2 separate regions of the Mus musculus genome follow, and region 1 is linked to region 2. A link is a loop called in an ENCODE intact Hi-C map of the cell type or tissue named here. Cell type or tissue: left cerebral cortex. All regions are shown on one strand. Each heading gives the region's core, and the rest is flanking DNA. Links, peaks and the distances in the headings are about the cores only.

What was found. Hi-C counts contacts between places; a loop is a spot of excess contacts. Peaks named below come from ENCODE experiments on the same cell type or tissue, not always from the same donor. Only the 100,000 strongest peaks of a DNase experiment are listed, where the experiment ranks them.
Region 1: it touches region 2 in a loop (8-fold over the local background); 2 of 42 quality-filtered maps call a loop at or near these places.

Annotation. Positions count from the first base shown.
Region 1 is chr6:78,538,944-78,548,688 of GRCm38, reverse strand. No RefSeq gene overlaps it. Among named protein-coding and RNA genes, the nearest start is that of Reg3g, 75 kb to the right of the region's middle. In left cerebral cortex, for the core only: a CTCF peak has its summit at 4,294 (motif pointing left); DNase peaks (open chromatin) are centred at 4,280 and 5,513.
Region 2 is chr6:79,599,777-79,609,521 of GRCm38, reverse strand. No RefSeq gene overlaps it. Among named protein-coding and RNA genes, the nearest start is that of Gm20594, 210 kb to the left of the region's middle. In left cerebral cortex, for the core only: no CTCF peak of the experiment used is centred there; a DNase peak (open chromatin) is centred at 4,974.

The DNA.
Region 1 (9,745 bases), core at 1,665-6,664, 1.1 Mb after region 2:
TACACTGTCCCAGCCCATCTGCCTACAACAGCCGAGTGTTGAAACCCCCACCAGATAGCAATCCCATCCCAGATCATAACTGGTTTCCCACGCCTTCTGGAAACTTGTGTTGGATTTCTCATTAGAATCCCCATGTTCCATCAGCATGTCATTCCCCTTATAGTGCTTAAAGGGGAACAAGAAAATCCAAGAGAGTCTGCATGTTTGTATTATGTTTAACTGACAACTTTGAGATAATAGAATCCTTGCAAACGGCCCAGAAAGTCTTACTAAACAATATAAAAGTAAAACCCATGAAAAGAGAGTCAGCAATACCCATATTAAAATGAAAGACCATCCTTCTAATTATGAGGTCTCAGCAGCTAAAAGGGAAATTAGTAGTGTGGATGAATTTTTCCTAGGTGGCCAGCAACTCCTTTTTCCTACAAAGCAGTAACTTTCCATATACACAGGGATGTTAAAAGCATCCATGACAAATTTGCAAGAGAAACATGCTACCCAGGTGAGGCAGAAATGGGGGCATCCTAACAAACAGCTGAGCCAAAATTTCTTAAGCAAGCACTCTGAATAACCTTGTCACATCCATTTCCACAGCTTCCTTTGGCAAGTGTTCTGTGTCCTTGTGAAGCCTCATTTCCTTATCTTCTGCCAAAGGCTACCATTTCATATCACATGTCAAAGTATGAGAAATGTCAAGGTAAGGAAAACTGATGAGCTGTCAGAAGAAGGTGAGCCATAGCAGTTGTGGTAGAATTTGGATCCTGCTCCATGCCAGCAGAGTACCACAACACTCAGTCCCTACGAAGCTGTGCTTTCCTATCACAAGAACTGCACACACAACAGGAAAAATATTCTTGAAGAGCAGCCACAGAAGCCAGTTTGAACTTGAAATACAACTATGGCCAGAAAAGCATTGAGGTTTCTGCATTCAAAGTTGAAACCACCTTCCACCTTGAGGGTATCACACATTTGATTCAATTTATTTAACTCTTTCTCTGTGGAAAGAATGGTTAAGTCATGAGTGTGCACCATTAGTCATCTTTTTGCAGAAACTACACCTCATAATTCAGGGCACTGGGCATCTAAAGGCTTTGGTTTGAAACATAAATAAAGCCCCATGGTATACTGTCTCTTTGGCCAAGTCAAGAGAATTCCATTTTGAGCAGTCTTATTTCAAAGTCTAAACTTTATATGAGATCTTAAATTGTTTCTAGTTCTACTTCTAGGGATTCTTTTCTGCAAAAGAAATGCTAGTGTCTCCTTGTCCACAAAGGACATAGGGACAAATGCTGTACTTAAAATAATCAGTAGACTCATTTGGAATGAACTGATTGTTGCCTGCGGACTCACAGAGCTCTGTGGACCCTCGTAGGGCTTCGCAGGCATGCAAAGCCACTGATTAGAAGCTGATGCTGCTCAGAGGCAAAAAAATAACTCTGAAAGAAGAATGATTTGAGGGCTAAGAAGGTTAATGTTCTTATCTAGAGTCAGGACTGACTCTTGATTGAAGACGTGGAAGTCACAACTGGGATCATTTTCTAGCAAAACAGAAGTAGAGATGAAAAGCTAACCTCTTGAGGAGTAAATGCCTTCAACAGATCCCCCTGCAGCCTTTTCATTAGTCTTCTTTTTGGGAATTTTATTCCTTTTCAGAATATAAGTAGTATTAAATTTCATGTTTTGACGCATATTCTTGGCTTGGCTTGGCTTGTATTGAAAGGCATACCCGATATATTTAGTATTGCTACACAGTTAAGAAAGGATGTTAGAAGACAGTACTAAAAATGCCTACTTTCTATCATGTCTAAAGCAGTTCACCATGCCAAGTTCATTAGCTATGCAAACTTTATGACCTCTTTCAGCTACATATGTCACATGCCTCCCCACTCTGAATTAAATATTTTCCCTAAGTATCAAGACCCTCATGGATGCCACACACCTTAGTCATGCAATGGAATGTTTCTACAATGCACAGTAACCCCTACTCTGACCCTTTGTGGTTTTTAAGTGTTCAGTTTGTGTGGACCATTGTGATTTTGTCTCCATGATCATACATCACTCACTTGTTGAATCCCCCCACCTACCTGTCACCCACAGCCGTCTTGCTCCCTGAATTGCTGTTCTTTTGTAGTCTGCATCTTTTTTTTTTTTTTTGGCATCATTGAGGTTTCTGTCTCTTCTCAATATAATCTATTTTTTTTCCTGAGGTATTTGGTTTTAGATAGCATAATACAGGGGTACAGAACTCATTAGTTTACAGATTTACTTCGGAAATAAGATCCAAGTTAAGCAGCTACAGATGATTGCTTCAGAAGTGATGGGTAGAGTTGAAGATTAAATGATCAAATCAAGAATGACATCACCATGTTTTTGTACTACAAAAGGATGATTATGGTTTTAGTAGTGTCTTTGTTGGTTTGATAAAATGTCATGAGCAAAAGCAACTTCAGGAAGAAAGGCTTATTTCTTCTTGCAGTAACTCCCAGCTCACATTTCGTCACTGAAGAAAATCAGAGCAAGAACATGAAGGTAGGAACTGATTCAAAGGCCATGGAGGAACAGTATTTATTGGCTTGCTCCTCATGGCTTGCTCAACTTGCTATCTTATACAACTTAGAGCCATCTGACTGATATTGGCGTTACCCACAATGACCTGGGCCACTCCCATCAATCAGGCAAAAAGAATTCCTGACAGAGTTGCCTATAGTCAACCCGTATAGTGGCATTTTCTGAATTGAGAGTCCTATTCTCAAATGACTCTATCATGGGCCAAACTGACATAAAACTCAGCAACACAACTAGCATTTAAGCAATTGGAATTCAGTAAGATCAGAGATGTGTCAGTGATTCTCCTGTTTCTATGATAAAACATCATAATTAAGATAGCTAAGAGAAGAAAAGATTTCTGTGGAATTATATCTACAAAGAGCCATCCAGAATGGCTGGATGAACATGGGAACAAAAGGCTGGGGAAAGAGTGTTCAAAACCGTGTCTTCTGCAGTGCACACAAAGTCAAAAGAGAAAACTAGAGCTGAGATAAAAGTGTGGCCTCTCAAAGGCACTCTCAGAAACACACTTACTTCAACAAGTTTGTAGCACCCACTCACAGTGAGCTTTGAACTGGACACCAAGTATTCACATACCCGAGCCTATAAGGAACAGTTCTCCTTCAAACCTCAAGAGTTCAAGGACCAATGTCAGCAAGTCAGAAGTCCGTGAGCTAGAAAATCAGTGAGTTCTCCCTGTTAACCTTTATTCTGCTAGGGCCATGGCTTTTCACCTTCCTAAAGTGATCCTCTAATACAGTTCCTCGTGTTGTGGTGACCCCTATCCATAAAATTATTTTCATGCTACTTCACAACTAAGTTTGCTACCTGTTATGAATTGTAATTAAAAAATCTGATATGTGAGGTATGTGATATGTGACTCCTGTGAGAGAATCTTTCAAGAACCCGAAGTGGTCATGACCTACAGGTTGAGAACCATTGTGCTAGGTTCTCTTTTCCCCCAACATAAGGTGTCATCAATATGCAGCTGGAGTTGATGACAAATGAGTTGCCTGCACTGTTTAAAGACCTCCCTCACGAGGAATTCAGTGTGTGTGGAGGAGAAGAAAGAATATGCCAGCTAGGGTCAGAGCATAGGAGGTAACAGTTGGCAGCCGACTTCTGTGAAGTTCTTGTTATTTCTCAAATTTCTCTAAGATCTCATAGCAAATTAAATAAATCTTGGGGTGCTCAAGAGCTATGAAAATTATCTGAAGTATTCCTCTTTGCAAAATGCCAAATTCTATTTATTTGCCTCACTCCCTTTGTCTCTGAAGTGAGGAGGTTAGCTATTGACCCTGCGGTTCAAGGAACACAAGCATTCATGGCTTTGTGGTGCTGCGATCTCACAGGGATACTCTACTGTCTAAGCAATAAAGATAAACGTGGCTCCATATGTCTGTTTTCATCACCCTAAGAGTTTGGTTGAAAGTATTGCTTTTCTGGAGAACACATACTTCACAGGTATAGCTGTGACTGGGCCTTATAGGCTCGGGTATGTGACTGCCAGTGGGCTGTGGCAGAAATTTGCACACTTGTCCAACGAAATTACAAGGTCATCCAAGTGATACAAGAAGGAAGAATGAGAAAGCACTCCTAGGAGATGAGGACTCTGAAAAGAAGTACTACTTTTCCATCCTTGTACAGCCTTGTGCAGAAAAGAATCATTTTGTGTTCTTTCCAGCCAGGAAGGGCTTTTCACCAAGTGTTCTGCTCTCAAGGGTGAGGATATGCTGCCACCTGCTGGTTTCTTGCTCCTTTACAACAAGAAATGCTTTCCAAAGTCAAAAGGAATTTAGATATATCAGAGTCTATCAGTAGTTACTAATCTATTAATTTGGAAAGCTTTACATAATCTTGAGCGTGTTATAGATGCAATATTTACAATAATTTTATGTTTATATTCAGAATTGCAAAAAGGAGATCTTAACTAAAGAACTGTAACCGATGTTTGTAAAAAGTCCTTCAGAAAATCGCAATAGCTCATTTTTGCATAACAGAAGTTTTTACCCTGCACTAATACTGTCAGTATGGTATTTCAAGTGATATGGTTGAGAGCGCTTTTACATTCAGAGTTGATATGCCTACTACATGTCAATAATAAAATGGCATATTCATTAAACATTTTAGACATTTGGTATTGTAGGGGAAAATTCAGATTGTACTTCATTGATGCACGCCATTAGGCCCTATGATTAATTTTATACAGTTGGAATAGTGCAGAGGCTAAAACTTAATACAGATATAAATACAAAGAGTTCACGGTATGATTTAATTATTATTCATGTGGGAAAAGATACTATTAGATATATAATTCATCCAAGAAATTTCCTCACCGATGAAGACTTTTGTAAACCACTTTTAAATCTAGTAATTTTTCATTTCCATTACTTTTAACTTAATTTATTTTTTTTACTAATTCACTTCACATGCAGATCATTACCCACCTTTTAGTCACCCACTCCCGCAGTACTTTCCCCATCTCCCCAACCCTTTCTCTTTTGAGCAGATGGTAACCTCTGATTATCCCTCCCAACTGGCACTTCAAATCTATGCAAAACTAGGAGTTTTCTCTCCCATTGATGCCAGCCTAGACAGCCCAGGTAGTAGAACAACTCTCACAGGCAAGCAACAGTTTTTGGGATCGCCAGCCTCCAGTTGCTCAGGACCCACTGAAGATCAAGTTGAACATCTGTTGCATAGGTGCAGGGAAGACTAGAAAAAAAAAATACAGAGTTCTATATTGACTCATGAAAGGGGTTTGGAGCTGGGGTTCAGGGGCACTGTTTTATTTAAAATTACATTTGTTTACTCTTTGGTTCTAGAACTCTGGGAATTTCCCAGTTGTAGTTTTGTGTGGGCCATGTGCAGGTGTGTGTGTTTACATGTGTGTTCACGGACAGAGGCACATACACTTGTGCATGTTGAAACACAAGGTCACTCTTGGCGACATTACACCAGCCCTTTGCACTTGCTTTTGGCATAACGTATTGTATTTACCTGAATCTCAGCAAGTAGAGTAGGCTGACATGCCATAAGTCCCAGAGATCTGCTTGTGTCTTCCTCCTGAGGGCTGGGACTTGAGAGGCATCTCCTCACACCCAGTTTTCCACGTGGATACAAGAGGTTGACTAAACATCATGCTTGTGCAGGAATGCAGGAAGCATTTCTTTGTCTGTACTGTCTGTTTATAACCCTATAAGTATCCTGAGAACCTGAAGTAAATGTTTAGTGTCTGTAATTAGTGGATATAGAATATTTAATAACCGAGATACCATTTTCTCCTTTCACCTTGAAAAACCACTAGAAACATCTGCATTCTTTTCTATACAAACCATCTATTCATCACTGTCCTGTATTCTTCCAATGCAAAACTACATTTGGCTTTGATTTTTGTCTTTGCATAAAGAAGGTATCCATTAAAAGGTTATATTGGCCCCCTTTCCCCTTTTAAAAATCCCATTCTTTCAGCAACCAGGTGTGGGGGCGGTTTGGGCATTTCTAGCCAGCAAGGCTTTTAAAAATATCGATATCCAACATCAGATCAACTTATTTCATAAACCTAATGGAGTAAAAAAAGAAACTCACCAATCTTCAGTATCTCCTCCCCTTGGTGTTTCCTTTCATTCTGTCAAGATACCAAACTCTCCCCCAAGTTACTAAATAGGTGAACAACCAAATTCATAGATGAAGATAGAAACTTCTTCCATATAGAACATCCCTAGATATCCCAGAAGAACATAATCAGAAAGAGACACTGCAAAACTGAACTATTTCTTCAGGTTTTAATCTTGTTGATAAAAAGAATTTAAAGACAAATTCATAAGTTACAGTGGGGGGCCCAGACCCTGCAACATTTTTAGCACAACTCCTGCACCTAAGGCTCTGGGGAAAATGCAGTAGTGGTGTGAGGGCAGGGCAAGGCTGAAAGAGGCAGATGAGCAGGGAATTCACTTTGAGGTCATGGCTCCTAGAAATGACAGGGATGCTTCACTCATGACATCTCCATGGGGTGGCTTCCTAAATGAGGTATTGTCCTTAACAGTGACAATAAAAATATGAGCACACTAGCATGGAAGGAGGAAGTCTCATGGGTCCCCACCTATAGACAAAGAATTACAGGAATTTAGGAATGCTGTGAGTTCAAAAGAACGGTATTCTCCACATGATCAGCCCTGGAATCATATGTATGCACTATGTATACTAGTAGCACTAAACACACTGAGCAAAGGTGTGTGTGTGTGTGTGTGTGTGTGTGTGTGTGTGTGTGTGTATGTGTGTGTGTGTGTGTGTGTGTGTGTGTAAAACAATAACAAATAAGTAAAAAGAGTCCATGATTTCAATTTGGGGGCTACATTGAGAGAGGTTGAAGGAAGGAAAGGAAATAGAAAAAATAATATAAAGGTATGTTCTTTAAAAAATAATGTTAATACAATAACAAAAATAAATGTTACAAGCAAAACAAAAATCACTATAGATTTGGTCAACATAAGGAATAGTCATGGGTACAAATACCACACACAAACAAACATGTAAAAGTAACAAATACTAATAGTTTTTAAATTAGAAAAAGGTAAACTCTCAAGGGCATTCAAAGACAAGTTTATTGCCTTTCAAGAGAGCATACAACAGCAAAGGGAATGGTGGAGATCTGCAAATCTGATAGGTGGGAGATGGAGGGAGGAGAAACTGATGGTCCAGGTTCAGCATTGGATGTATGAGAGCAGCTGCATGTGAGAACTTAAAGATATTCTAGTGCCCTGAGCATCACCCATAGCAGGCATGGTGCTCAGTGTGTAGTGTGGCAGGAAAAGGAGGTGACACCTTTGTGCTACAGCTAGAAAAGTGGGTGCAGAAAGTGGACAGACTTAACAGCAAGGCTTCAAGCCACTACCCTGAGTTAGGGTCTTTCTTTCAGGAAATAAAATAGCATTTCTCATGAACAAAATAGTTAGTTCCTGCATAAATACTACCATGTCTGCAACTACATCATATTTCTTTTCAGTTTGAGGTTTTAATCAAGCTATTTTTAATCAAGAAGAAAGGTTTCTTTTATAACTATTACCTTGGAATCAAAAAATTCCCTCCTGAAGGGAGCACAGAGGCATGAAAAATACAATAACTAAATGAAACCTGTTTGCCACAGGAAGCTCATGAACATTACAAGATTCACAGTATCCCTTTCCAAGGTTAATTAGGCAGTAAATAATTGCAGGAGAAGAAAAGCCCTTAAAATAATAAATAGAGTTATCTACAAATTGGACAGGAAACCCTACAGTTTAAACATTCATTTTGGACTGGGCTTTTCACCTACACTATTGTAAGTAACACAATAGAATTCACTAATTTACAGAGCTACACTTGGGTGGGGTCCTGTCTTTGGTCTTTTGACCATACCTCCCTAAGGCAACACTACCAAACAGGACTATTGCTCATCAGTCATGCTATAAGTGTCAAGAGGATTACAATATATTTGGATTGTTATATTTCCAAATATATGAGAGTCTTTGATGCTGGAGGCACCCATTGTCTATGAAAGAAAGGAAGCTGTCAGCCATGGACCATACCTTACGTACCAAAAGCTACCCAAACAGATTACCATATGTCCCAACTTGTACTGGGGATGCAACTTGCTCAACATTTACATTCTCTTCTTTTTTGCCTAGCATTCCTGACATCAACAGAATTCTCAGCTCACATTCAAAACCACTCAAGGTATTCCTTTCAAATATACTCTGCCTTGTGTTGATTGCCCTACTATGTGGCAACCATTTCTCTGGCAGGTAAGGCAGCATGTTCTAGTATAAGAAGCACTGCAACAGGAGGAGAATAACTTCAAATTTGAATAACTGTGTGTGGTGTTTCCATGGTGCCTCTAGCATTTATAGTATGTCCATTTCTATGGAAGTCCCTAAGGCCTTTGAGACTTTATTTCTCCAAAGTTTCCATAGTAGTTCTTGACATGTGAATTATATCATTCAGTTTTCCATGTGCTGAATACCTATGCACATTACTTTCATGGCTCTCTCCTCATCCTTGTTACTTTCTAGATAAGTGAGAAAAATTAATAAGAAAGTTAGAACAATTCTCCTAAAGCGATAAGAGTGTGTTCAGATCTCACATCAATGGATACCTGACTCTGGCAATGAAGTTCACTTTGAAACACACACTCCACAGCCTAGAGATTGTGTCCACGAACTAGTGTATAATAGTGTATAATAGATCAATCATATCGATGACACAGAACAAGTTTCTGACTTTACTATCAATCTTGACATTGTATCCTATATATAGGTGGCTTTGAGGACCAGGTCTTCCTTCCTTCCTTCCTTCCTTTCTTCCTTCCTTCCTTCCTTCCTGCCTGCCTGCCTGCCTTCCTGCCTTCCTGCCTTCCTGCCTTCCTGCCTTCCTGCCTTCCTGCCTTCCTGCCTTCCTGCCTTCCTCCCTTCCTGCCTTCCTGCCTTCCTGCCTTCCTGCCTTCCTGCCTTCCTGCCTTCCTGCCTTCCTTCCTCCCTCCCCCCCTCTTTCTTTTCTCTAAGTGTGAGGGTTTTTTGTTATATATTTTCTTCATTTACATTTCAAATGCTTTCCCCTTTCCTAGTTTCTTCTCTGAAAGTTCCCTATACCCTCCCCCAACCCTGCTCCCCAACCCACCCACTCCTGCTTCCTGGCCCTGGCATTCCCCTGTACTGGGTCATATAATCTTTGCAAGACCAATCTTCTCAACCCACTGATGGCCGACTAGGCCATCCATCCTCTGCTCCATATGCAACTAGAAAAATAAGCTCGGGCGGGGGGGTTACTGGCTAGTTCATATTGTTGTTCCTCCTATAGGGTTGCAGACCCCTTTAGCTCCTTGAGTACTTTCTCTAGCTCCTTCATTGGGGGCCCTGTGTTCCATCCAATAGATGACTGTGGGCATCTACTTCTGTATTTGCCAGGCACTAGCATAGATTTACAAGAGATAGCTATATCAGGGTCCTGTCAGCAAAATCTTGCTGGAAGATGCAATAGTATCTGCATTTGGTGGTTGATTATGGGATGGATCCCCGGGTGGGGCATTCTCCGGATGGTCCATCCTTTCGTCAACTGAGAAGTTTGAAACATCAACAATGCATATTTTTTGTTTGTTTGTTTGGGGGTTGTTGTTGTTTTTCTGAAACAGGGCTTCTCTATAGCCCTGGCTGTCCTGGAGCTC
Region 2 (9,745 bases), core at 2,755-7,754:
GTAGCTGGATATAAAATTAACTCAAACAAGTCAATGGCCTTTCTCTACACAAAGAATAAACAGGCTGAGAAAGAAATTAGGGAAACAACACCCTTCTCAATAGTCACAAATAATATAAAATATCTCGGAGTGACTCTAACTAAGGAAGTGAAAGATCTGCATGATAAAAACTTCAAGTCTCTGAAGAAAGAAATTAAAGAAGATCTCAGAAGATGGAAAGATCTCCCATGCTCATGGATTGGCAGGATCAACATTGTAAAAATGGCTATCTTGCCAAAAGCAATCTACAGATTCAATGCAATCCCCATCAAAATTCCAACTCAATTCTTCAACGAATTAGAAGGAGCAATTTTCAAATTCATCTGGAATAACAAAAAACCTAGGATAGCAAAAACTCTTCTCAAGGATAAAAGAACCTCTGGTGGAATCACCATGCCTGACCTAAAGCTGTACTACAGAGCAATTGTGATAAAAACTGCATGGTACTGGTATAGTGACAGACAAGTAGACCAATGGAACAGAATTGAAGACCCAGATATGAACCCACACACCATAGACACTGAAACTTATAGAGGAGAAAGTAGGGAAAAGCCTCGAAGATTTAGCTAACTTTTGCAGGTATAAAAAGACTTAAACAAATATTAATATAGAAATTTCTCTACATATACTTTTTATACTGCTTGAATGTTGGATACTAGGACAGAAATATTTTGATCAATTATTTGTAGTGGGTGGCTGTGTTTTGTTATTCAAAATAGTATTTTTTTCCAACCCAAGTTACATTTAAATATACTATAGAGTACAGTGGTCTTCACCTCACAGTACTTTGGTATTAGCCTCATGAAGACTGACATCATGAGGATGAACCATTAGTATTTTATAGCACTTGATGTTGGATATTCATAGAAAGAAACAGTTAACTTTTTGGGAAATTATTGGTCAAAACACAAATTCATCTTCAAGATGTCATTTAAGAATATTCCTATGCTCCAAATAAAAACTGACATTTCCCTTTATAATGTTGTATTCAAGAAATAAAAATCTTATTATTGTTCACTACTCATATCGTGTTGACAGGTAATAAGATTTTAAAATTCTGAACCTTGCTAAAAATGGAATTAATTTCCATGACATATAACTTCCATGACATATCAGATGCACACATTAACTCTTTTCTAAAGGAATGAAGAACTCCTTAACAATTTACCAGTAGCCATCTTCTGTGAATATTCAAATATAACTATGTGCTCTTATCACCCCAAAGCCATGGGTGAGCAGAGAGAGGAGTTTCACAGAATGTTGCTGACTGCTAGTCAAAATCTAGTCAAAAGAGAAACCCTGTATCAATGGAATACGATGCAGACTGATAAATATGCAAAATATATAAAGAACTCAATAAACTAAATATCAAAAAATCCACTTATGAAATAGGATGCAGATCAAATCAGAGATTTCTTAACACAACAATCTCAAGGGGCCAAGAAACAGTAAATGAAAATTAGAGACACAAGTGACACTTATGGTGAAAAGAATGTGGAGCAAAAAAATTTTTTCTATATTGCTCAAGAGAATGCAAACTTGTATAGCCATTATGGAAATCAACGTGGTACTTCCTCAAAAATTTGGAATCATTCTACATCAAGACCCAGCTATACCACTCTTGGTCATATACTCAATAGTCACTCCATCCTACCACAAGGACTTGTACTCAACTATCATAATGGCTTTATTCATAATAGCCAGAAACTGGAAGTGACATAGATGTCCTAAAACGGAAGAATGGAAAAGAAAATAATGGTATATTTACACAATGGAGTGCTACTGAGCTGTTAAATAAAATGGCATCATGAAATTTGCTGCTAAATGGATGAAACTAGGAAAAAAAATCATGAAACCAGAGCCAGAAAGACAAACATGGTAGGTACTCATTTAGAAGTGGACATTAACTATAATGAATAGTCATACTATAATCCACAAACCCAGAAAGCCTCAGAAGGGGGCATATGGATCTCCCTGGGAAGGGGAAGTAGAATAGATTTTTCCAATGGACTGCAGGCAGGTAGGGATAGGAGAAGAGGTCCCAGGCAAAGGGCAGGGGAGCACTGGGAAAAATTAACTTAACTGGAGAGCATTTGTAGGGAAAATGTGGAAATCTAGTACAATGGAAGCTCTCTGGAGTCTTTGAGAGTCACCTTAGCAAAGACCCCTAGTAATGAGACACAGCCTCAATTAACAATCTTTAATAACCAGAAAGGCTTTTAGTAGTGAGATTGGGACATAACCTAGCTACAAAACCTTCGACCTCCAATCTGTCCTGTCTCTAACATTTGCGGGAGTAATGGTGGTGCAGAGCTTCTGGGAATGGCCAGCTAATGACTGGTCCAAGTTTAGGCCCAAGTCATGAGAGGCCTGGATGTAGCCTGGATGGCCAGGAACCAGAGGGTGGATATCACATAAGCATAGTATATAACTAAGGTTTATAGGAAAAAATCAGTGAAATGATTACTGATAATATTATGCTATACTCATAGATGGATGACATCAGAGAGGAGTCATCCAGCAACTGATAAATTATGTGGAAAGACTCACATCCAATTACTAGGCAGAGCCAGGAAACCCTGAAAAAGCAGAGGAGTGTGTGACAGGAGTTGGGAGAGTATGGAAGGAGCCAAAGAGGTCTAGGACACCAAGAGAACACAGCCCACTGAACCAATCAAGAGGGCTCATAGCGGATCACAGGTACTGAAGTAACAATCACTGAGCCTACATGGGTCAGAGCTATGTGTTCTGCATATACATTATGGCTGTGCAGTGGGTGTACTCTTGTGGGACTACTATCATTTGAAATGGAACGTCTCTCACTCTTTTGCTTGCTCTTGAATTCCTTCTCTTTCTAAGGGGCTGCCTCATTCAGCCTTTATATGAAGGATTGTGCCTAATTTTATTGTGACTTGTTAGATGTGCTGATTTGTTGTTCCAGGAAAGCAGCTTCTTGTTCTTCTTGTTCTTGTTCTTCTTGTTCTTGTTCTTGTTCTTGTTCTTGTTCTTGTTCTTGTTCTTGTTCTTGTTCTTGTTCTTGTTCTTGTTCTTGTTCTTGTTCTTGTTCTTGTTCTTGTTCTTGTTCTTGTTCTTGTTCTTCTTGTTCTTCTTCTTGTTCTTCTTCTTGTTCTTCTTCTTCTTCTTCTTCTTCTTCTTCTTCTTCTTCTTCTTCTTCTTCTTCTTCTTCTTCTTCTTCTTCTTCTTGTCTCTTTCCTCTTCTTCCCTCTTCCCTCTTTTTTCCTCCTCCTCCTTCTTCTTCTCTCCTCTGCTCCTCCTCCTTTCATACTCGGGGTGGAGAGGTGTGGGAGAGCAATGCAAAGAGATGACTGAGGGGAAACTTGTTAGGAATAGAAATAAGAATAAAAATAAAAATAAAAACCTTAGCCGGGCGTGGTGGCGCATGCCTTTAATCCCAGCACTCTGGAGGCAGAGGCAGGCGGATTTCTGAGTTCGAGACCAGCCTGGTCTACCAAGTGAGTTCCAGGACAGCCAGGGCTATACAGAGAAACCCTGTCTCAAAAAAACCAAAAAAAAAAAAAACAAAACCAAAAAACCAAAAATAAAAACCTTGTGTTCTACCATGTACCATGACAAATATTTCCTGACCAAAAATGCAAAAATGGCAACAAGAAGAGGATACACAGCAATCTCCCCTGTCCTATGCACATATATTACTTGAATCCATTACAACTCTCAAACACACACATCCTTACTCATACATATATACACACAACAAAAAATATAGTTAACTTGTTAGTCCATTATCAAGGAGAAACATCATGTGTTTGTATTTGTCATCCATTTCAATGTTCTAGTCACTGTAATTAAGTGGCCAGCATTCCTTATTTGGGTGTTAGACTAAACAAAGACTTTGAGTCCTCCTTTAGGGATCTCATGTAAGTTGTATAAAGATGTATCAATATATAGTACAACTGATGACAGCCATCATGTATCAAATAGTAAAGAAAGTCTCAAAACAGTATAACAAATAGAAGTATTCTATTAACTTTCTTTGCAGATACTCCATAAAAGTATTAAAATAAAAACACTCCTTTGGATATAGTACACTGTGAATGTATTAAAAATGATTTTTGACTAATACTTCAGATTCTAGGCAACATGTCAGAACCTAAGGTATATATCTATTGGATTACTAGGTAAGTTTCTAACATATGACATTTTTAGTAATGGAAATGTAAAACCAAATCAAATCAAATCTATCTAATAAATATTATAGCTTCCCTTGCATTTGACCAATCTTAGACTGTATGCCAATAGTAAAACTAAATGATAGTCAAAAAGAGACTATACTGTAAAAACATTAAATAGTAAACAATAAATTCCAGACTTGAGAGGGTCATGAGATATATTCTTTCTTTGATATTTTTTTCTCTCAGCTGACTTGTTGATTCTTGTAAACATTGTAGGCTACAAAGAAACAGATATACAGAGGTTACACCACATACAAGATTAATGTACTCCAAAGTTTTCGAAGAAGAAAATTGGAATCCAGGTTCATTAAATTAGGTGTGCCTTAGGGACAAGATTAAAGAGTCAGAGAATAGGACCAGAGAAAAGTGAAGCACACATGCAAGCTTGACCTTCAAGGTGAATTCAGACTTTGATTTATTATCAAATTCTTGGAAAGTGAGAGACAAGAAAAGCAGCCATAAATCTGGCTTACAGACCTAAGAGAAATATAGCAGAACACCTGGGCTTGACAAGGAGCATCATCCTTGGTTAGTGTGCCTGACAAACTAGAGCCTATGAGTAGGCCAAGTACAAGAAGCCACAGATACTACATCCTGAATCCCAGTGCAAGCCCAGGACTTCAAAGGCTATAACTGCTTATTGGACCAATTGGTTATTCCTCTACATGCTCTCCTAACTATCCATTGAAGTACTATGCTATCTTTAGAGATTTGAGTTGCCAACCATAGGCTGTAGTGCTTGGAAAAATGTAGGTGGTTCTCAAAACATCACACTTCAAAGTAGAAAATGCCAGGTATGATGGATCAAAAATATAATTGACTATGAGCCTAAAGAAAATATAAGACAGTGTAAAAGCCACAAAATTACATAGAATTTGTAATATTTGACATGGATTTTCAATTAGCTGTACCTCATATGATTCAGACATAATTAAAGAGAACACAGGACAGAGCTTAGGTCCTCAGGAGCTAAGTAAGTTCACACCCACATCCTGGAGAGTCTAACCCTGATGATAAGTCAAAAAATATCTCTACCTGAAACACTAAATCTAAACTTTCTGTCTGTGGGATTATGTGACTTCATGTAGATTGACCAGTTTTATATTTCTGTACATCTATTGCACATCCTGAATTTCCGTACTTACATGTGGTCTATAAATTTTATCTATAACCTGCAAGATCATTCAATTGCTCTTTGGTTAAATGCAAAAAGTAGAGGGAAAAAGAAAGTGAAATGTGGTGATAGGTAGAAGAGGTACAAGATATTGTAGGCCATAGTACAATGAATATGTCACACATTGGCATAGGTAAATGTATTCTTTAATGATCCTGATGTCTCTCTGAAATATGATACATTTACTTCTCAAAATTATGATGGATTTACATTCTATATCTATCTATGATGACATTTATTCTTTATATAAGATGTTTTAAATATAATTTTATATGGATTTGCAATGAAAATTATATTAAATGCTTACAATTTTGGCAATAATTTGTGAATTTTATACCCTCATTATTTAATAGTTTTCTCAGATGAAAAAGGAATTTTTTTACAATCTAGTTGTCCCAGATTGGAAGGCTTAGTCTACGAACAGAGGAACTCTCTGTTTGAGGGCAAGGGGGGATGAAAGTTAAGAGACTTGTGTGAATGTCCAAGCACACTCATCACAAATAATTAGTCATATTGAGTCATTAGTGCTAGTTTGTATTTCTGTAAGTAAGGCAATAATTCCTAGCAAAAGAAGGCTGTAGTGGGCCTTTCTAGAAAATATAGTAGGCTATATATGCCTACGCCAAACCAGAAAATAAATAAAAAAGTTAATTTGATCTTGACAAAAGTAAAACACAATGAAAAAAGATTTTGAAATATTTTCTTTATATGTGTGTGTGTGTGTGTGTGTGTGTGTGTGTGTGTGTGTATCTCTTCAGAAATGTGGGTGTAAGTATAGGTACCCATGGGACCCAGAAGAGCAAAAACAGACATTAGAGCTCTGGAAGCTTGATTTGAACAAAGTTGTAAGGTGCCTCATGTGGGTGTTGGTAAACAAACACAGGTCTTAACCACTCAGCAACCTCTAAAAACCACATATAATATAAATAATTTTAAATATTCATCTTCAAATTTTATTAGTACCAAGATAAGGGATAGCTTATATTAAATTAAATTTAATAGGCTGGAATATCTGGGTTACAGGGTTAGACAAAGAATATTTTCCAGTTAGTTGACAAATATGGATGTGTAACCTATGGATACTAGTACCATCTCATAAGCTTGAGTGTGGGGTGGTTTATTTGTATCATTTAGGAATTTTGTATACTTACTACCAGGGTCATGAGAATAAGATAATCACCCAATGCTTGTTATGATGCTATATTGTTCATTTATCTGTGTGTTTTACTTCTGGTTTTACAGAAAATTCGAGTTTTCTCTGTAAATTAACATATTTTCTATCACCATAAGTTATTATATTTAATCATAAAAAACAAAATAATAGTTCTTGGAATGGACAGAAGAGGGCATATATGGAATGCATTATAAAAATGTGTAAAGTATAAATTTTGTATTTTCCATGATAATCCTGCAAAGGAATACTTGTAATCTAATTCTTAACTTTTATAGTGGTCAAAACTGATGGCAGTCAGGGTGATTTCTTTGTTTCTAGCCCTAGCACTGTCTTTTTGTTGTTGTTTTGTTTTGTTTTGTTTTGCATATCTTTTTAGAAATGTTAGAGGAAAAACTACCATAGCTTGACAGGCCACATCTCATGAGGAATGTTGGTTTGTTCAATAATATATATTAGTGTACCTAATATTTTACATTATAACTAACACCTGGAATAGGTTTGGGATACTCTCCTGTATTCTAAATAAGTAACACCTTGGAGTTTTTCTCCTCCTCAGAAATAACCCAGCATTTGGGCAATAGTTTGAAGCATGGTGTTTTATGCTTCACTGTTGCTGTGTATTATATTTATGAAGACATAATAAATAGTCATAATAGAAAAAGGATCATTGGAATAAAATAAAGTGGCCCATCAAGTGCTCAGCTCAAGTTTACTACTGCAATGGACTTGGGTTATAATTACCAATGGAGGAGAGAATAACTATAAGTTATTTTTATGTAAAAAGCATATTATTCTAAGCCAACATAATAACAGAATCTTTATGAACCACAATAATTGCATGGAAGAATCACAGAAGTACATTCTCCTGAAAGAAGAAGGTAGGTGTTGATAAGCTACTATGGAATTTTACAGGCAAAATGAACAAAAATAATTGTCATGGAAAATAATACAAGCACATTAACTTTTGTTGCAATGTGTGAGAGAGATTAAATTATGAAATTGAAAATACTTAAGCAATAAGAAACATTTTATATCACTTTAATGTCTACATTTGAAATGGCATGTTTTCACTGAAACTCTTATTTTCAATATATTCTTATTATCCTCCTTCCTTGTACATGGGAAACTGTTTCTGATATGAGGCTGCATTTTTGTAATCTTCAGTGAATTAATTTCGACAAAAATAATGTTTCTACTGTCTAGAGTCTTCATGAGGATTTTATTTGAAGTCACTATGATTTTATTACTGTATCTGATTTTATTTTTAAATGCTTAGATGAAAGTCAAATGTTACCCCCAGATAATGTATGATAATAAAAAAATATAATTGATAATAATTAGACTATACGAATTCACATTGGATCAAATAGGCTGTTAAAAGCAGTATCAGGATTTTAGCATACCAGGGACTTGCAGCACACATATACATATGATTGAATGTATGTATGTAGATATGTACTAGAAATATCCTATTTTGAAATATCCATTTGAATATAGTAAGTATACTGTCAGGGCTAAGATTACAGAGCAGCACGAATCTGTAGCAAGGAGATCACAATTCCAAGTCATCAAGTTTAAGAATAGCTCATACTACATAAGCTTTGTATCTAAACCCAAGAAACAAAACAACAAATAAACAGAAAGAACAAACCCAAATGTTTACTGATAAATATGGAGTGTGCAAATGAAAATATAAACAAAAATCTATTTATATACCTATCTTTAAGAATATTTCCCAGATCAAAGTTTGGAAACTCTTTATGACAATCCAATGAAAGCTCAGATTACTTGGGCCTTCCATCATGATACTGCACAAATATCATGATTGAATAACTGAAAAATAAGGGATTAGATAGCAAGATAGCAGAAAAATATTTCTTGGTACTACTTATAAAAAATTCAGTGTTGACATAGAATTCACTCATGTCTGTGATGAAGCAAGAATATCACTGAAGAACCTAGGATCTAGATAAGAAGGTTTAAAATGTGCACAAAAGGGTTAGCCATGTGGATGAGAAATTCCAAAACACCAGAGATTGGTTGAGCAAGGAGACAGATTCTGAAAAAGCATCAGAAGAGCTAGCGACAATGGACGATTCAGTTGGTCAAACAAAATAAGCAGTGAGACCATCATCGGTAGATAAGACCAGGAAGGTCAGTGATTCCTATTTGTGGATGAAATAGTTTGCATTTGGAAGACTTGGAGATAGCTATAGAATACTGTTAGATCTGTCTAAAACATTAAACAAGTTACAAAAATATTACAAAGTAATCATTTTTGTCTTTGTACCAATAATGAACTTTTGAGAGATAGAAAAATTTAAAATCCCATAACAGTAGCTTCAATAACTGAAGGCCTTATTACAAATGACTGTATATGAAGTATACAACTATTTTCTTAACTACAGTCATTATAATTGTCAGTATCATGCTCTAAAATTCTTCCAAACAAATTAGTTATATTGTTATAGTTGTGTTGTCAACATTACAAGAATGACAATAACCCGGAAGACAAGATTTAATTTACATTATGAGGGATTATCTTGGTAAATTTAACCTATAGACATATATGTAGGGAATTGTATTGATTGAATTCCCACTTTGTGTCACCCCTTTTCCTAAGGTGATTCTGGATTCTAGAATAAGAAGAAGGTATGTTGCATATAACGTTCATTGCTCTCTTCTTAACAGGTGTAAATGCATTTTATTAAGTACTTCAGCCTCTTGCTCACTTCACTTCCCTTCAGTGCTGGATGTAGCCGTAAACTATAAACCAAAATAAACCCTGTCTTCTTTAAGTTCTCACAGCAACAGAATAAAAATCGTAGATGCAGGGCCAAGGATGGTTGAGCATATGGCAGACAAATATGCATTTTTTTTCTTGAAATTCTCTTTCCCATCTTTTTCATGTATATTTGATCCATTTCTAATTACTGTCTCACTGTATCATTCTTTGTACTTTATGAGGGGAAACCTATTCAAAGGTATGACCAACCTATTTACATCCATCAGGCCAATGTTTCTACACTGCAAAAGACGACATCTCTCATTTTCCTTTCCTTTTGCATAAGATACTGGTAGTTTACAAGGACAATTCTTGGTTTATTTTGTTTGTATTTCTTTCCCTTTATCTATTTTTCCTGCTTA